2 separate regions of the Homo sapiens genome follow, and region 2 is linked to region 1. A link is a loop called in an ENCODE intact Hi-C map of the cell type or tissue named here. Cell type or tissue: PC-3. All regions are shown on one strand.

Region 1 (8,000 bases):
TTAATGTGCATTATAAAGGAGTAATTTTTAATCTTTATTTAAAACTTCGGAATAATTTGATTATTAATGAAAGTAAATGGTTTGAACACTTTCTGTTCCTGGGACAGCTTCACCATTCTGTGTACCTATGAATAGGCTTTCTTTTACTACTGAACAAAAGGCAAGTTCACCTTGACCGGGAGTATAAAAAATTTGCAAAAGTTTGAATACTTCTGAAGTGAGAGACTTCGAATGAAATATGGTTCGAACAGATATCTTTACTTTCTTGTTGATGTGATGAAAAAAAGATTTAAAAATGAGCAGATAGTTAAGTTTCTAAGGATTGTTTTTGTTGCGTACGATAGTAGGAACAGGATCCCATATCTGCCTCACATAAATGTATTTGTTCACAGCATAAATGAATTTGAATATGTATTATTTTCATAGATTTAATAAGTCTTTAAGATGATCACATATTTCCTAAGAAGAAAATTGTTTATTTTCATATTTATCTCACTGGTTTATTTTCATAATATTTTACTGTTCAAAATATTTAACTTCTAGTTTTATGTTTTTATTTGTATAATATCAATAGATAAAAATTATTCCTGTGGAGTATTCCTATATTTGCCATTATTAACACTTAATCTGCAGGCAGCTTACCATCATTAGAAACTGAAATATTATTTAAGTTTCATTTGAAAATGTATTTCTCATTTTATAAATTGAACATTAGTGGAGAAATACTAGTAGTTATAATTATTCATGAAAAATACAAATATAGATTTGTTTACAAAATAACTTTATAATTGGTCTTTTGAACCTGAGGCTATTTTTCAAGTTTGCATTATTAATTTAGGCAATGACATCTCATTCTATTTAAATGTAAACGTGTACCTCCTTCATTAGCTTTTACTGTCTAAAATATCCAAAAGTCTAATCCATTACAAATCAGTATATTCAATCATTACTCCAAAACTTTTTTGCCATTAGTTACTATTCGTTATAAATTCAAAGCACAAATTGGATTCATAGAACACTGGTCTAGAATATTATTTCTGTAGCAAATTCTTTAGATTTGTTTCTGCATTAAAATGAAAAAAAATAACATTTTTCTATGTTTTTATTTTTCTTTGTTACATGTCACCTCTGTATTAATGAGAATGAAATAGAAAAAAAATTAGTGTGTTATAGTAAGTAAACGTTGGAATAGCTTAAAATTCCTACTTTCCAAAACATAGGGTTTTTTAATATTGAACTACATTGTGTTTCACTCATCACATTGGCTTCCACATCAGAGTGGATGTGTTTCACTTCAGTGGCCTCAACTGGGCTTTTGTTTATGTGAAACTTATTTCTTCCATTTCTTCTCTATGATTTATAGGGGATATATAATAAATGCATATTAAACAGTAAAGCACTGATAAGTCATGAAAAGTAACACAGAAATACTACCTGTAGTATAAAAATATTAAGGATAACCCTACATTGCACTTTAAATGTTAATTTAGTAAATTGCAGAAAACTGAAATGGCAAGCCAGACTCTGACAGTTTTATCATCTGCATATTGTGTCTCTATTATTGAAATTGGGATAGCATCAGTGTTCCTTCAGACTAGTTTTGGCCAGAGTTTTCCTTAACTGTGTCACTTCCTTAGTACTTCTAACCTTACATACCCTTTTTAATTTTTTTTTAACTATCTACATCTTTCTCTATTTTTCTTTTTTATTCATTACTTGACATCATAACCCTGAGTAGAAAGTCTGTATCTCGTGGAGCAGAAGAATAGAATCTGCAGTCCCTGCCTCATATTGAAGATTTACCTCGTCATTTTGCTAAATTTGTTGGAAATACACTTTGGGTATTTTTCCCCCTACTTATGGCCGATATAGCTCTTAACCAGTGTTAATGACTTCTACAAAGTACTTTTTCATCTTAAGAGGTTTTTTTTTTTTCTTTTTTTGGTGAGGGGAAGTCAAAAGATATTTCAAGTAATATTGTAACTCAGATAGTGATGCTCAACTAGAAGTGTGCTTACATTTTGTAATAGTCTCCAGTGTCTCTTTGATTTCACATCTAAACATTTTGTTGAGTATTTCTAATCAAATTTCTCAAGTTCTTACATGTGTGACTGGCACAGGGCAAATTTGCTGTTCTTTACCACCATTTGATATATGTATCGACATCCTTGAAAATTTTTGCCAAACATACTTTTAATTTAATAGAATTTTGTCTGAACTTTGCATATTGCTGGAAGCATTTTTAAGGAAGTTTTAAGATGCAATGACAAAAAAAATTGTATTTATAATTTTCATTTCTCCTGAAAGTTGAGTTTAATTTTTTAAACATATATTTATCTAAAATATCTCAGTTATAAAACATGTTTTTCAGGTCATAGATAACAGTATACATTTCTATACAGTTTTCTTGTATAAACACTTTATGTTGATAATGCATAGCTAAGTAATAAGGCAAGCCTTCTTAGATACTGTGGCATTAAGAATTCAGTATACAATGGGATTCATTGTTCTGTTCTGCCACTTGTTTCAGCAGCCTCCTGAGTTAGGGCGACTCACTCCACAGGGAATAATTTTCTTCTTTTGGATAATCTCTTCAGAGACTTTCAGTTTTCCTTTTGCTTCCTGTGCAGGCTCATAGGCTGTACCACAAGAAGCAGTGGATAGAACAAATGTGGTTTTGCCCCTGAATACAGACAATGAGAAAAAATAGATCTTGATCTCTGTAGCAGTATATTGTATTTGCTGAGAGAAGTGAAATTATATATACCAAAATGAACAGTACACAATCTTCCAGAGAATCAGAGGTTTCATTTATTTCTTTTGGGTGATTTTGAAGTTCTTAAAGAATAAAGGGATCCCATAAAAATAATCAAAATGAAAATGTCTAGAATTAATATTAGATATAATTGAGATTTGAAGCAGTTTGATCAATGCCACAAACCTGGTTTGATCAGAACAGACTTTAAATCAAAACTATTTTTGTCATTTAAAGTACCAGTCAACACGTTTCCATTATGTCATTTACCTCAAGTCTATATGTCTTTATATTTTACTCTATTGTAACTGCCAATCTAGTCGATGGAATAAAAATACAAATGTCCCAGGCTGAAAGATTACTTTGAAAGCCTAAAATTCCAGTTACTTTCCAAACTTTTCTTAGGCTAATAATGATTCCAAGGCCTTCTTCAAATTGTGATGAATTTCTGGAAGACAAATGTGTCCCCTGAACTGTCTGTGCAGTGCTTGCTCCTGGTCAGATCGCCCCTTCCTGCTTGTCACCTGCACACAGTTCAGCCAGCCACAGGTAGATGTCAGTGTGGTGGCTGGTTTGCGAAACTGTTTTGTCCTGGCAAGCATAAAGATTGCTTTGAAAGGTTCTCCTAGCTTGTGTCATGATGACACTTTATACCGGTGTACTCCCTTTCACGTGGAGTAGAAGTTCCTGGCAAGTTTAGGTGGGATTTTTTTGAGGGGTTCCCTAACAAAATAAAATGAATGTCCTCTTAATTGTATCATCTGTTCAGGTGTTCTATAATGAAGTGTGAATGTTGTACTATGTGTTAATCTATTCTTCCTTTTTTTCTGACAATTCTTTGCAGCAGAACTTGAGTTCTTCCTGAATGAAATATTTCCTAGTTTTCTCTGCCCATTTCATTAGTGAATTTTATCTCATCAGTTCTAATTTTTTATTTGGTTTTGTATTTTGTATAATGTTTTTTATCTAGTGTTACTTTCATATTCAGCTTGCTTTATTCATAATTTTCTTTCTTGCCCTCTAACACACAAGTACATAGGCTTTTTAAAATTTTTGTTTTCAGCCTAAGAGGCTCTGTGCTGATATAGCACAAGCATTTACACTAGGTCTTTAGTTAACATTGTTAAATTTTATCTTAAAAAACAAAACAACCTTGTTTAAGTAAAAGATCTTACAAACTTGAAAACAAATAGATTCCATAGCATTAAAAATTATAAATTGGTTCACATGTCTTTAAAAGAAAAAGAATCAGAGATCCTACTTTTTGTTGATCAGTTACAAATAAGTTGCTTTGTTTGTTGATGTAGCTTAAATAGGCATTGGGATCACAGATTAATTAGAAGAGTCATTTTGAACACAAAGTGACCATGCATTCCGTCTGCTATCTCTTTAAGTAGAATCCAGATAAACATGTTTATTAAACCTGCTGTTGTTGAATCGCAAATCCAGTCATTATAAAAGGACCAAAGCTATCTTTGGGGATGGTCTTTCTACAAGGAATTACTATGGACAGTCCCTTGGGTAGTAGTTAGATATATCTGTATATATTGTGGAAGAAAGAAAGGCCTTAGAGATGAAAAAAATAGAAAATTTTTTTTTGGGCAATAGTCTCTTGCATAATAAGTTATTCCTTAGACACTAGAGCTATTATCAAACAACAAAACACTTTACTATGTAACTATCTATATCTTCCAGCAATAGAAGCTCATACAGTGTAGCTTATTAGGAAAACTCTCTAATCTCCAGGAGGAGCTGACAGAAGTCACCTATGCATCCCTACAGTGTGGGGTTGGATGTAGACTCAGCTGTGGATCTGAGAGAAAATAACCCAATTTTTGCAAGTACTATTGGTGGAAAATAGCAACGACAGAATAACTTTGAAGTATATAAAAGTTTGTACTTTATGTACAAATCAGTTTTCACTAATTTGGTCAGAGTGCTAAGATACTAGTTATTTCATTTTATTTTCAGCTTCTTTGTTTCCACATATTCTGAAATATTGCCTGTCTGGAGCCTGTAGAAAAAATGTGAAAGACAGAAAGACAAACTTTGAACATTTGGAAAATGGTGATGCCGTCGTTTTTATGAAGCAGAGGAAGACAGAGCAGCTTATGTATCAGCGTGTCTGACTCATTCCACTCCCTCTAGGCATAAGATGCTGCCTTCTGTGTGGTAGCATTTATTGTGTATATTTTGGCTCATCCCTAAGAATTTCTTTAAGACAATATTATATCTTTTATAAATTTTACATCTTTGTCTTCTTAATTAGGGAATGTAGCACAAATTTTTTGTTGGATTTTTTTTCCTATTCATATTATTTTCGTACTTAACTACATTTATTAGAAGTTCTAGAAAAAGAACTACTTCTGAGGTTTTGTTTTGTTTTGGTAAAACAATGTTGCACTGTTGCCAGCTGCAGAACTGCAAGTGAGCAATAATTCAAATAAATTAGAATTCCTTATTCAATAACGCAGTGTGTAACCTGATACTTTTCTCTGTGGAGAATTTTAACCTAATATTAATCTTTCCTCTTTAAACTTTAATCTCTTATTTTTAATTATTATGGCCTGAATCTTTGTAAACAACCTAGTCCTCATTTTGTATCTTTAATATTAGCTAGGGCACCATTTGGAGATCTCTGTGTAGGTCTTGAGTGTATGTTGATTAACTTGACATGGTATTTTCTTTCAGTACATTTTGTTTCTTCATCTTAAATTACAACTTTTAACACATACATGAAATGTCATAAAACAAGACTTTTTTCCATTGAGAGAAAACATAAATTTCAAATTTTGTGCTTAAATATGGAAATTAATATTTTGGATTGAAGTGTCTGGGGGGAAAAGTGGTTGACATTTGAATTTCATAAATTTGTTCCAATCTAAAAACCTCAGATATCTTTGAGTTAAAAGTTTAAGACTCTGTTCCACTCTGCACTCCCAAATTATACTTTTCCTTTGATTTCAAGTTCTCTTTTTCACTCGGACAAGCCTGGATTGTAGGTCACATGAGATTCTGTGGTAAAAGACAGCAGGAAGTCTGTGTGGGTTTCTCTCCACTGTCCATGCTGGATGATCTGTTTCCCTCCAAAAGCAGTAGGGAGCCAGTGGAGGATGTTGAGCAGGAAAATGACATAATCACACTTAACTTTGCAAAATCACTGGTGCAGTACAAATAATGAGTCAGAGAGGGATCCAACAGGAGACAGGAGACCATTTAAAAGACAATTGCAAAGGTACACGCAGAAAATCACCTTAAACTAATGCTGTGATGGAAGGGCAGAGAGTGGCAGGTGATGGGAAGGTGAACGAATGGATCTGTGGGCCCAGTGAATGGACTGAGGGGAGGGTGACAGAGAGCTGCACGCCATCCTTCGGGTGTGCTGGTCAGGGCTGCTGGGTGAGTGACCGTGCCAGTCAGGGAGGTCCTCTCTCCTGGAGGAGGATGTCCTTTAGGAAAAGGATGGTCTGGGATGAGCTGCTTATGAGATGCCCATGTGATGTCCAAATGAAACCAGGTCAATAGGTGTATAGTTCCATACTAATCTATGTGGAACTTGATGTGATTGATGTTTTCCTTGGAAAATGTGAAAAAGTGAAACAAGAAGAGAGGCAAATAGCCTGTATGGGAGACAGAGAAGCAGGCTCACAGACAGGGGAGGGACCTCCAGGAAAGAGAGGTGTCATACACCAAGCAAAGAGTGGGCGGCGTGCCAGGTGTTGATGAAATAGGAGAGTGCAGCCCGCCAGCCACAGCCACTGGGTCTCAGATTCTCTTGGGAAGACCCGTTTTAGTACAGTAGTGAGAACAGAAAACAGGTAAGTGGAGAGAAGTGCAGAAATGATAAGCTTGCCTTTTGCCTGGTGTTCACAGAAACTTTGCCTTGAGGCGGCTCTGTGAAAACACTGGGCCAGAGGGAAAGACAGAGGGTGGCAGCTGAAGGCAGGTAGACGGATGCGTGCTGTCTTTGTGTTGGCATTCATTTGTTTGCGTAAAATCACTTTCTGAAATGTACTTTAATGTTTATGTGCCAAATGTTTAAATGTCCATTGAAACCGTGAGGCTGAAAACTGCATTATTCGTGATGGCTAGTACAGTGTATACGTGATTAGGGTTGGTGAAGCAGGGGCACTGCTAATAGTTAGATCCTCTGAGGACTTCTCAGAACACTCCCGAGTTGAGCCAGTGCCTCACTATTGTCCTGTGGGTCGTCTCTCTGCACATGGAGAACTGTGGCTTCAGGCCTTCCCTGTCATTTCATGTGGCTGCGATAAGAACTTCCCACCTTTTGGGGGTACTGCATGGCACCACATTTTATCTTCACTGTGGTCGGAGTTTTGAGTCAAGAAAACAGAAGCGATGTCATGGTATATTCTGTCTCCTCCCTACCTATACACCCCAAAAGGTGGGGTTTTATTTGCCACATGTGGAGCGTTCTTACAGAAGCTTGTGTTGACTGTGTTTCACTAATTTAACAAGCTGCTTGCTGCTAGCTAACAGTTTAGTGTAATCATGTAACAAACACTTGCTTTCAATATAGTCTTTTAAACTGCGACATCTTTTCTGTGACTAATTTTAAACAATTTTTGCTAATGTCTCAGGTTTTTCTAAGATCAGTAAGTCTAACAGGACCCTCTAATGACATCATAAGCCAGTTGAAGAGCACCCAGTCATTTCTCTTGATGACACCTGACTCCTGCACGTATTTACAGCCGTTCAATTTGTTTTCACCTATCTTTTGTTCAGCTTATTCCAAGTAGTTATGAACATCATGTTACATTTTACCAAGCATGAACTAAATTATATATTTTCTGTGTTCTTATGTGCTAAAATTTCTATTGAAGACTGTTTTAAATTGTTCCCTACCTTCTTCAAATTGCCGGTTTTTTTCTAGAAATATGTAATTCTCTTGGAGTGTGTCCTACGAGAGGAATGTGATAATAAGGATCCTGGCGGTGAAGTTAGTGTGTGTATAATGTGAACAGGGAAGGCAAACATATCACCCTGTAGGCTGAGATAGGGAACGTGATTTGTTTCCATGACTTAGGGTGCATTATAACTGCTGAGTGTTGGTGTCAGTTGTATTAAACCACTAAAAAGTGGAAATAAGTCATATATATGGCCCCACCGGTTGATGGATGCTATTTTTTGCGTTCACTAGCATTTTGTATGGGTTTCCTTTGATTCTGTTGGAATTGTTGCTGCTTCGTTTCATTATGAATTATGATTACCACAAGATTGTTAT
Region 2 (8,000 bases), 67 kb after region 1:
TAGGAGAAGGTCCTGAGTCAGTGCTTGGTGGAGGGATAGGAGAAGGTCCTGAGTGTGGACTGGGTGGAGGGATAGGAGAAGGTCTTGAGTCAGTGCTGGGTGGAGGGATAGGAGAAGGTCCTGAGTCAGTGCTGGGTGGAGGGATAGGAGAAGGTCCTGAGTCAGTGCTGGGTGGAGGGATAGGAGAAGGTCCTGAGTGTGGACTGGGTGGAGGGATAGGAGAAGGTCCTGAGTGAGGACTGCATGGAGGGATAGGAGAAGGTCCTGAGTGAGTGCTTGGTGGAGGGATAGGAGAAGGTCCTGAGTCAGTGCTGGGTGGAGGGATAGGAGAAAGTCCTGAGTCAGTGCTGGGTGGAGGGATAGGAGAAGGTCCTGAGTGTGGACTGGGTGAAGGGATAGGAGAAGGTCCTGAGTGAGGACTGGGTGGAGGGATAGGAGAAAGTCCTGAGTGAGGACTGGGTGGAGGGATAGGAGAAGGTCCTGAGTGAGGACTGGGTGGAGGGATAGGAGAAGGTCCTGAGTGAGGACTGGGTGGAGGGATAGGAGAAGGTCCTGAGCGAGGACTGGGTGGAGGGATAGGAGAAGGTGCTGCTTTCCCATTTTACATCTTCTCTAGTTTATAGCCTCTTTTTGTAGATGGGAGTCTTTTAAATGCTTTCCATTCATTAACTTTTTAACTTTACATTTGTTATACTCCTTTAATTCTCACAGTAAGTCTTTGTTAAAGATACTGCCTCTATCTCCATATCACATATGAAGAAACAAAGTCATTGAGATTTGAGATCAGTTGTCCAAGATCACGGTGACCTAGCAGATCATGGTGACCTAGCAGATCATGTAGGGCCCCAGCCATCTAACTGTTGTGCTGTAAGACAGAAGTGGTATATGCCACAACACAAGTTTATAAAGCAGCCAGACGCAGTGGCTCACACCTGTAATTTCAGCACTTTGGGAGGCCAAGGCCGGGGGATCACTTGAGCCCAGGAGTTTGAGACCAGCCTGGGCAACATGATGAAACCCCATCTCTACAAAAAATACAAAAAATTAGCTGGGTGTGGTGACGCGTGCCAATAGTCCCAGCTACTCGGGAGGCTGAGGTGGAAGGATCATTTGAGCCCAGGAGACGGAAGCTGCAGTGAGCCAAAATCAAGCCATTGCATTCCAGCCTGGCGACAGAGACTGTCTCAATTAAAAAAAAAAAAAAAAGTTTGCAAAGTGCCCAGATAATTGCAGTAGAATGAGGTTTCTGTGGTTTTTAGCTGGGTTGAGAAATGTGTTCACCAATCTTGAACATGTGAATTACCCACCCACCCACTCCCTACATTCTCTTCCCAAGTCTGTAGTGCTTCGGATCAGACCCTAACTTGCACTATGAATCTCTCCTTCTGTGACGTTTTGGGAACAGCAGCAGTTGACTTTGGCCATGTGAAGGGTAACACAGAAAAATACGTTCATTAGGTTATGTATTTAATCAAAACTAGTTTTCATGGAAGTTTAGAAGGCCATTTCCTTTAGCCATTTCCTTTGTTTTCATTATTCATTTAATAAAGACTTTAGTAATGATGCTTGTTTTTTATTTTCTTTATTCCTTGCTTTTGACATGGTGTCAGTGGTGTGTTTGCTCATCACTATCTGTATCCTATACATCAGGGACATTTTCATGTCATTGAAATGGAAGCAACACAGAAACTTTCTTTTGAGTGTTTCCTAATGTATGAAAAATTCCCTTTGGTGGTTTTACTGTATTTACTCAGGGACACAATGATTTCCTCAAATACCCCAAACTGTAAGTATCTTCACAACAGCCCAAAACATTCAGCATGATATAATGTCATTTGGCATACTCTCTCATCTTAAACATCTGTCAGATGCATACTGACATGGCGTGGGCCCCTGTTTCTCCAGCACAGAGGACCCAGGGGCTAGAGCAGGATCTGGCCCACAATAGACATTTCCTAGGTGTCTCTGTGGGAATGGATGGGCCTAGGCCCTTTGTGAACTGACCCCCGCCACTCTTGGGCTCATTCCTCTTCATTCCTTCCCACATCCTGCGCCTCAGCCCTCTTGAACTACGGGTATACGCCAAATATGCCATGCCCAGTCCTCCATGTCTCGTCTCCTAAGGCCTTGGCCTTTGCACACATACAGCACCCTCTTCCCTCTCCTGGTGCTGGGAAGCTGAGCCGCTCTGATTCCAAGAGTCAATTCTGAAACCCTTCTGAGTGGACACAGTGCCCTACCTACCTCCCTTCAGCACTTACGTGCTCTGTTGAAATCACCTGGTTGGCTGTCCAGCTCTCCTACTGTAAACTCTTTGAAGGCCTGAGACTCGGCTGAGGGTTTTGATGAAAGAATTAACAAATGAATGAATGAATGCTGGCAGTGTCTATGTTCCTGGCTGGAAATCTTATTCACCTGAACAATAGATGCCTATCATTCTTGTATACAAAGAGATTATCCTGCTCTGACAGTTAATGCATGGTCTTCATCCCACATCAGCCCCTTCTTCCAGCAGCCACATAGAATCATTGGAGCTCCACAGTTCTCCCCGGTTTCTTTGTAAAATCCAATCGCACTTTCTTTAGCTCTAATTTTTCTCTCATTTCCATTGACTAACCTTCATTCCTTTTTTTTTTTTTTTTTGTCCTGAATGGAACATTCCCAAGTACTGCAACAAACCATTGGGTTATGCATTGCCTTTAAATATCCAGTTCACTCCATATCTGACTTTTCACATTATTTGTAATATGAGTAACAGTGAAAGCCAGTGAAGTATGGTCCTGTGTAATAATTCATTAATAACTTTGGAAGTGATTACTTATTTAATTGTCTCCTTACAACTGTACCCATTTGGTAGAGCTCACTGGACCTGCAGGTTATCGGGTGGTAATATTTTCAGAGCATCATGTTAGTAATCCTTACGCCCTTGTTACCTTTCTTGGTCAAACCCTGATACATTGTTAAGAACTACTCGATTTTTTTTTAATCCATGTTTTACATGTTACAAAACAATTTATAAAGAACTCTCAGTTTTCTGCATTGTAGTGGACCCAAATTTTATAGCAAAATCTCCTCATTTATGCAGCAATCTTAGAATTTGTTAAGAAGAGGAAATGTTCATTGAAAGCAAATTATTCCACATTTTATTGTTTTTACATTCAGCTTTTTAAACAACACTATTATAAAACAATATCTATGTTACTTTTTAAAATTTCAGATGGCTTATACTTTAATGGCTTTAGAATAATTCCATTTTGTTATACTTTGCAGATTTTTAACTAGAGAATTTAATATATGAAAAAAGTGTTGCAACAATTATCCCATCTTTTCGTGGAAAATTCTATGCCTGTAAACATATTAGCAAAGTGTCTATTTCTTAGTTGAGTTTGAATTGCTCTTCAGAAAGAGAAGCAGCTGCTATTAACAGGCCTCATTACAGCTGCCTCTTGACCTTGAGTGAATAGAAATATTTGTGGCGCCCTCTTGGGGAACAGTAATGTCTTTTCCAGCCATGGTCAAACTTGTCAGTGCCTGAAACCTCTATTGACCGCGCCTATCACGTGAAGCCTACTTGGACAGGCGTTAAGTGTAAGACTAGGAGGCAGAGCAGTTATATAACAGACTTTCATATGTAGCTCCCACTGTCGTGTACATGGATCCCTGGACCCCAAATGGATGGGATGTGGTATTCTAGTGTCTGGCCATGTACTAAGCACTGAAGTCACAGTCCTTGTGAGGGATCATGTTATAGGGGTAGGTAGCAATGCACACTGTACCCATATGCACATGCATCTCTTGCCACCTGATCTTTGAGTTTATCTTACAAACATCAGCTTTATGCCCTCTCAGGATTTGGGGTGGTTGGCAATAAAATCACTAAGCAAATGAATGAAGAAAAATCTGATGATAGTTTCAAAAGCACTTTTTTTGTTTGTAACCTTGGAATTTCTTGTATGTATAATACAATCAAAATTTATCCATCTTGCTTTGTCAAGTAAGAAAGTACTACAAATGAATCATCTGAAATGCTTGATTCAACAACCTATCATCCGGGTTTTTTTTTTTTTTTTTTTTGGGTCTTCTGAACCAATATTATAACCAAACTTTTAAATTGTTGTCTTTTTTCTTTTTCATTTCCTGGTTTTAAATATTTCATTGTTGACTTTTATTACATACATTTAATTTCATTTGCATTCTACAAACAAATGCTGAATGTTAATATTTTCTTGCTTTTTGATCCATAGGATTCATTTTTGTAACCAAGATTTCTCAAAGTGTTGCACAGAACAGACAGTTGATATCAGAAGCACCTGGGGTGGGTGTCTGCTCCCTACCCTCCCTTTAGATGTCTGCTAAAATTCAGAGCCTATGTGAAAAACTAGAATGGCTTCTTGTATGGCACAGAGATCTGCATTTTCGTGTGTATCTATATGATTGCCTTAGCAGTAGAAAGAACCTCTTCATTTTGGGTCTTAGATATAGTGTACGTGTAGTCCCATTTTTTATTTTAATTTTTGTGAGTACATAGTAGGTGTATGTATTTATGGCATACCTGAGATGTTTAGATACAGGCATGCAATCATGGAGAGTGAAGCATGCATCCCCTCAAGCATTTATCCTTTGTGTTACTAACAATCCAATTATACTCTTATTTTAAAATGTACAATTAAATTATTATGTACTATAGTTACCCTGTTGCACTACCAAATGGTAGGTCTTATTTATTCTTTCCAATTTTTTTATACACATTAACTATCTCTTTCTCTCCCCACCCTGCCATTACCCTTCTCAGCCCCAGGTAACCATCATTCTGTCAACTGTCTCCATGAGTTCAATTGTTTTAATTTTTAGATCCCACAAATAAATGAGAACATGTGATGTTCTCATTTATTTCTGTGTCTGGCTTATTTCACTTAACATAATGACCTCCAGTTCTATCCATGTTATTGCAGATAACAGGATTTCATTCTGTTTTATGGCTGTATAGTACTCCATTGTATATATCTACTGCATTTTCTTTATTCATTTGTCATCTGTTGATGGACACTTAGGTTGCTTCCAAATCCTGGCTATTGTGAACAGTGTTGCAACAAACATGGGAGCACAGATATCTTTTTGATGTATGGATTACCTTTATTTTGTGTATATACCCAGCAGTGGGATTGCTGGATTATATAGTAGCTCTACTTTTAGTTTCTTGAGGAAGTTCCAAACTGTTCTCTGTAGTGGTTATACTTATGTTCCCAACAACACTGTTTAAGGGCTCCTTCTCTCCACATTTTCTTTGGCATTTTTGTTGCTTGCCTTTTGAATATAAGCCATTTTAACTGGAGTGAGATGATGCAATATCTCATTGTAGTTTTGATTTACATTTTGATTGATGATCGATGATGTTGAGCACCTTTCCATATGCCTGTTTGCCATTTATGTCTTCTTTTGAGAAATGTCTATTCAAATCTTTTGCCCATTTTAAAATCAGATTATTAGATTTTTTTCCTTAAGAGTTGTTTGAGCTTCTCATATATTCTGGTTATTAATCCCTTGTCAGATAGGCAGCTTGCAGATATTTTCTCCCATTCTGTGCATTATTGCTTCACTTTGTTGATTGTTTTCTTTATTGTGCAGAAGCTTTTTAACTTGATGTGATCACATTTGTCCATTTTTGCTTTGGCAGGCTGTGCTGGTGGGGTATTTCGCAAGAAATTTTTGCCCAGACCAGTGTCCTAGAGAGTTTCCCCAGTGTTTTCTTGTAGTACTTTCATAGTTTGAGGTCTTAGATTTAAGTCTTTAATCCATTTTTATTTGATTTTTGTATATGGTGAGAAATAGGGGTCTAGTTTCATTCTTCTGCATGTGGATATCTAGTTTTCCCAGCACCATTTATTGAAGAGGCTGTCTTTTCCACAGTGAATGTTCTTGGAACCTTTATTGAAAATGGGTTCACCGTAGGTATGTGGATTTGTTTCTGGGTTCTGTATTCTGTTCCCTGGGTCTGTGTGTCTGTTTTTATGCCAATACCATGCTGTTTTGGTTACTGTAGCTCTGTAGTGTAATTTGAAGTCAGGTAATGTGATTCCTCCAGTTTTGTTATTTTTGCTTAGGATAGTTTTGGCTATTCTGGGTCTTTTCTGATTTCATATAAATTTTAGGATTTTGTGTTTCTGTGGAGAATGTCATTGGCATTTTGATAGAGATTGCATAGAATCTGTAGATTGTTTTGGGTGATATGGACATTATAACAATATTGATTTTTCCAATCCATGAATGTGGAATATGTTTTCATTTTTTGATGTCCTCTTCAATTTCTTTCATCAGTGTCTTAAAGTATTCATTATAGAGATCTTTTACTTCTTTGGTTAATTCTTAGATATTTAATTTTATTTGTGGCTATTGTAAATGGGATTACTTTTTAAATTTATTTTTTATGTCCCAAATTTTTAAAGAAAGGTAGAGGCCAGACACAGTGGCTCACACCTGTAATCTGAACACTTTGGGAGACTGAGGCAGGAGCATCACTTGAGCCCAGGAGTTTGAGACCAGCCTGGGCAACATAGGGAAACCTCGTCTCTACAAAATATTTAAAAAAGTATCCAAGCATATGCTTGTGATCCCAGCTACTCCGGAGGCTGAAGTGGGAGGATCACCTGAGCCTGGGAGGTTGAGGCTGCAGTAATTGTGCTGCTGCACTCCATCCTGGGCGACAGAGACCCTAACACGAAAAAAGAAAGAAAGAAAGACGGATTTGTTTTAATCTCTTATAAAGTATAAATCTTTCATAAAAATGCCTTCCATTTTTAAAATTTGAGTAAATGACATTAAAAATTCTAAATACTATCATTTAAATTGTTGTCAGTGGCCATATTAGTGTCAATATTATTGCCTCCATTATTTAACTGATCTATTTTTGTTGCAGTTTTAGTACTTAAAAATTGCCTCTTGTTTCTGACAGTGAATTATTGTATGGAAACGTGGGTCTTTTTTCTTTCTGTCTTGCCTCTTCAATCATTACCATCCATTTTCTTATTTCTTTTCTGATTCCAGAGAACATATCCCAGGCTGGTCAGCAGCTGTTCCTCTTCCTCCTGCCTTCAGGCAGGTCTTGTCTATGTGCATGCTCATTAGCAAACTAACTCTCACCTAATTTAACTCAATCAGCAAGTCAAGGAACATAGAAACTGAACTGTTTTAGAAGTGAAAGTCATGTTCAAATAACGTTGTTCAATGTTTTGCTAAAGGAAATAAGACACAAGTTATGAAGTGATTTGCGTGCTGTTTCTTAAAATTGACAATGGGAGGGTTATAACTCAAATTTCTGGGACCTAAAATTATAATTTGGTATTCTTTCCACTATACTGCAGACCTTTGAGCTCCAACCTACACAGTCTCTTGACTTAAATTTTATTGTCTTTCCCAGGGCTCCACTGCTACATTTGTTCAATTGTCTATGTTTTTTTGTGTGCTTGTTTTCATTTTGGTTTGTTCTGCTTGATCCTGACTACACTTAAATTATCTAGGGGTGGGAAGAAGTGACTTGAGGAGCAAGTCCTGGACATCAGTGACCCAATTTGGCCTCAGTATGATATATTATGTGGTCATCATAAAGGCTGGGGTGCTCCTTTTGGAGTATGTCTCTTTGTATAGTTTCCGTAGTGATTGCTTTAGGTATTAGCATATACATGCGTGACCTATCCCAGTCTCATATTCACCACTTTGAGTGAGGTATGGAAATCTCACTTCCATTTAGGGACCTTAACTTCCCAGCTTTTAAATATTGTAGCCTTGAATATAGTTTTTGCTTCAATCTCAAATGTGATTTATAAATCTCAAATGTCCATGAGGAGGACAGTGGGCCCCCATACTTCTGCTTCTCTTGTTTCTTTTCCTACCCTGATGACCCAAGATTTATTCTTTTGTCATTTCTTGTGTTCGAATAACTCCCTTTAACTAGAATTTTGCAGTAGGTCTAAAGCTTTTCTGGTTTTCCTTTATGTGAGGATATT

The links. A loop is a pair of places that touch in the nucleus more often than their neighbours do. Peaks named below come from ENCODE experiments on the same cell type or tissue, not always from the same donor. Only the 100,000 strongest peaks of a DNase experiment are listed, where the experiment ranks them.
Region 2: a loop joins it to region 1, with 11 times the contacts of the local background. A loop is called at or near these places in 14 of 110 quality-filtered maps.

Annotation. Positions count from the first base shown.
Region 1 is chr18:74,893,289-74,901,288 of GRCh38, forward strand. All of the region lies in intron 7 of ZNF407 (zinc finger protein 407), which reads left to right. Among named protein-coding and RNA genes, the nearest start is that of ZNF407, 300 kb to the left of the region's middle. In PC-3, a CTCF peak has its summit at 3,300; DNase peaks (open chromatin) are centred at 3,313, 4,883 and 5,883; H3K4me3 peaks cover 418 bases; H3K27ac peaks cover 2,138 bases.
Region 2 is chr18:74,960,527-74,968,526 of GRCh38, forward strand. The region is part of intron 8 of ZNF407 (zinc finger protein 407); the gene reads left to right. Among named protein-coding and RNA genes, the nearest start is that of PTGR3, 240 kb to the right of the region's middle. In PC-3, a CTCF peak has its summit at 3,505 (motif pointing left); a DNase peak (open chromatin) is centred at 3,485.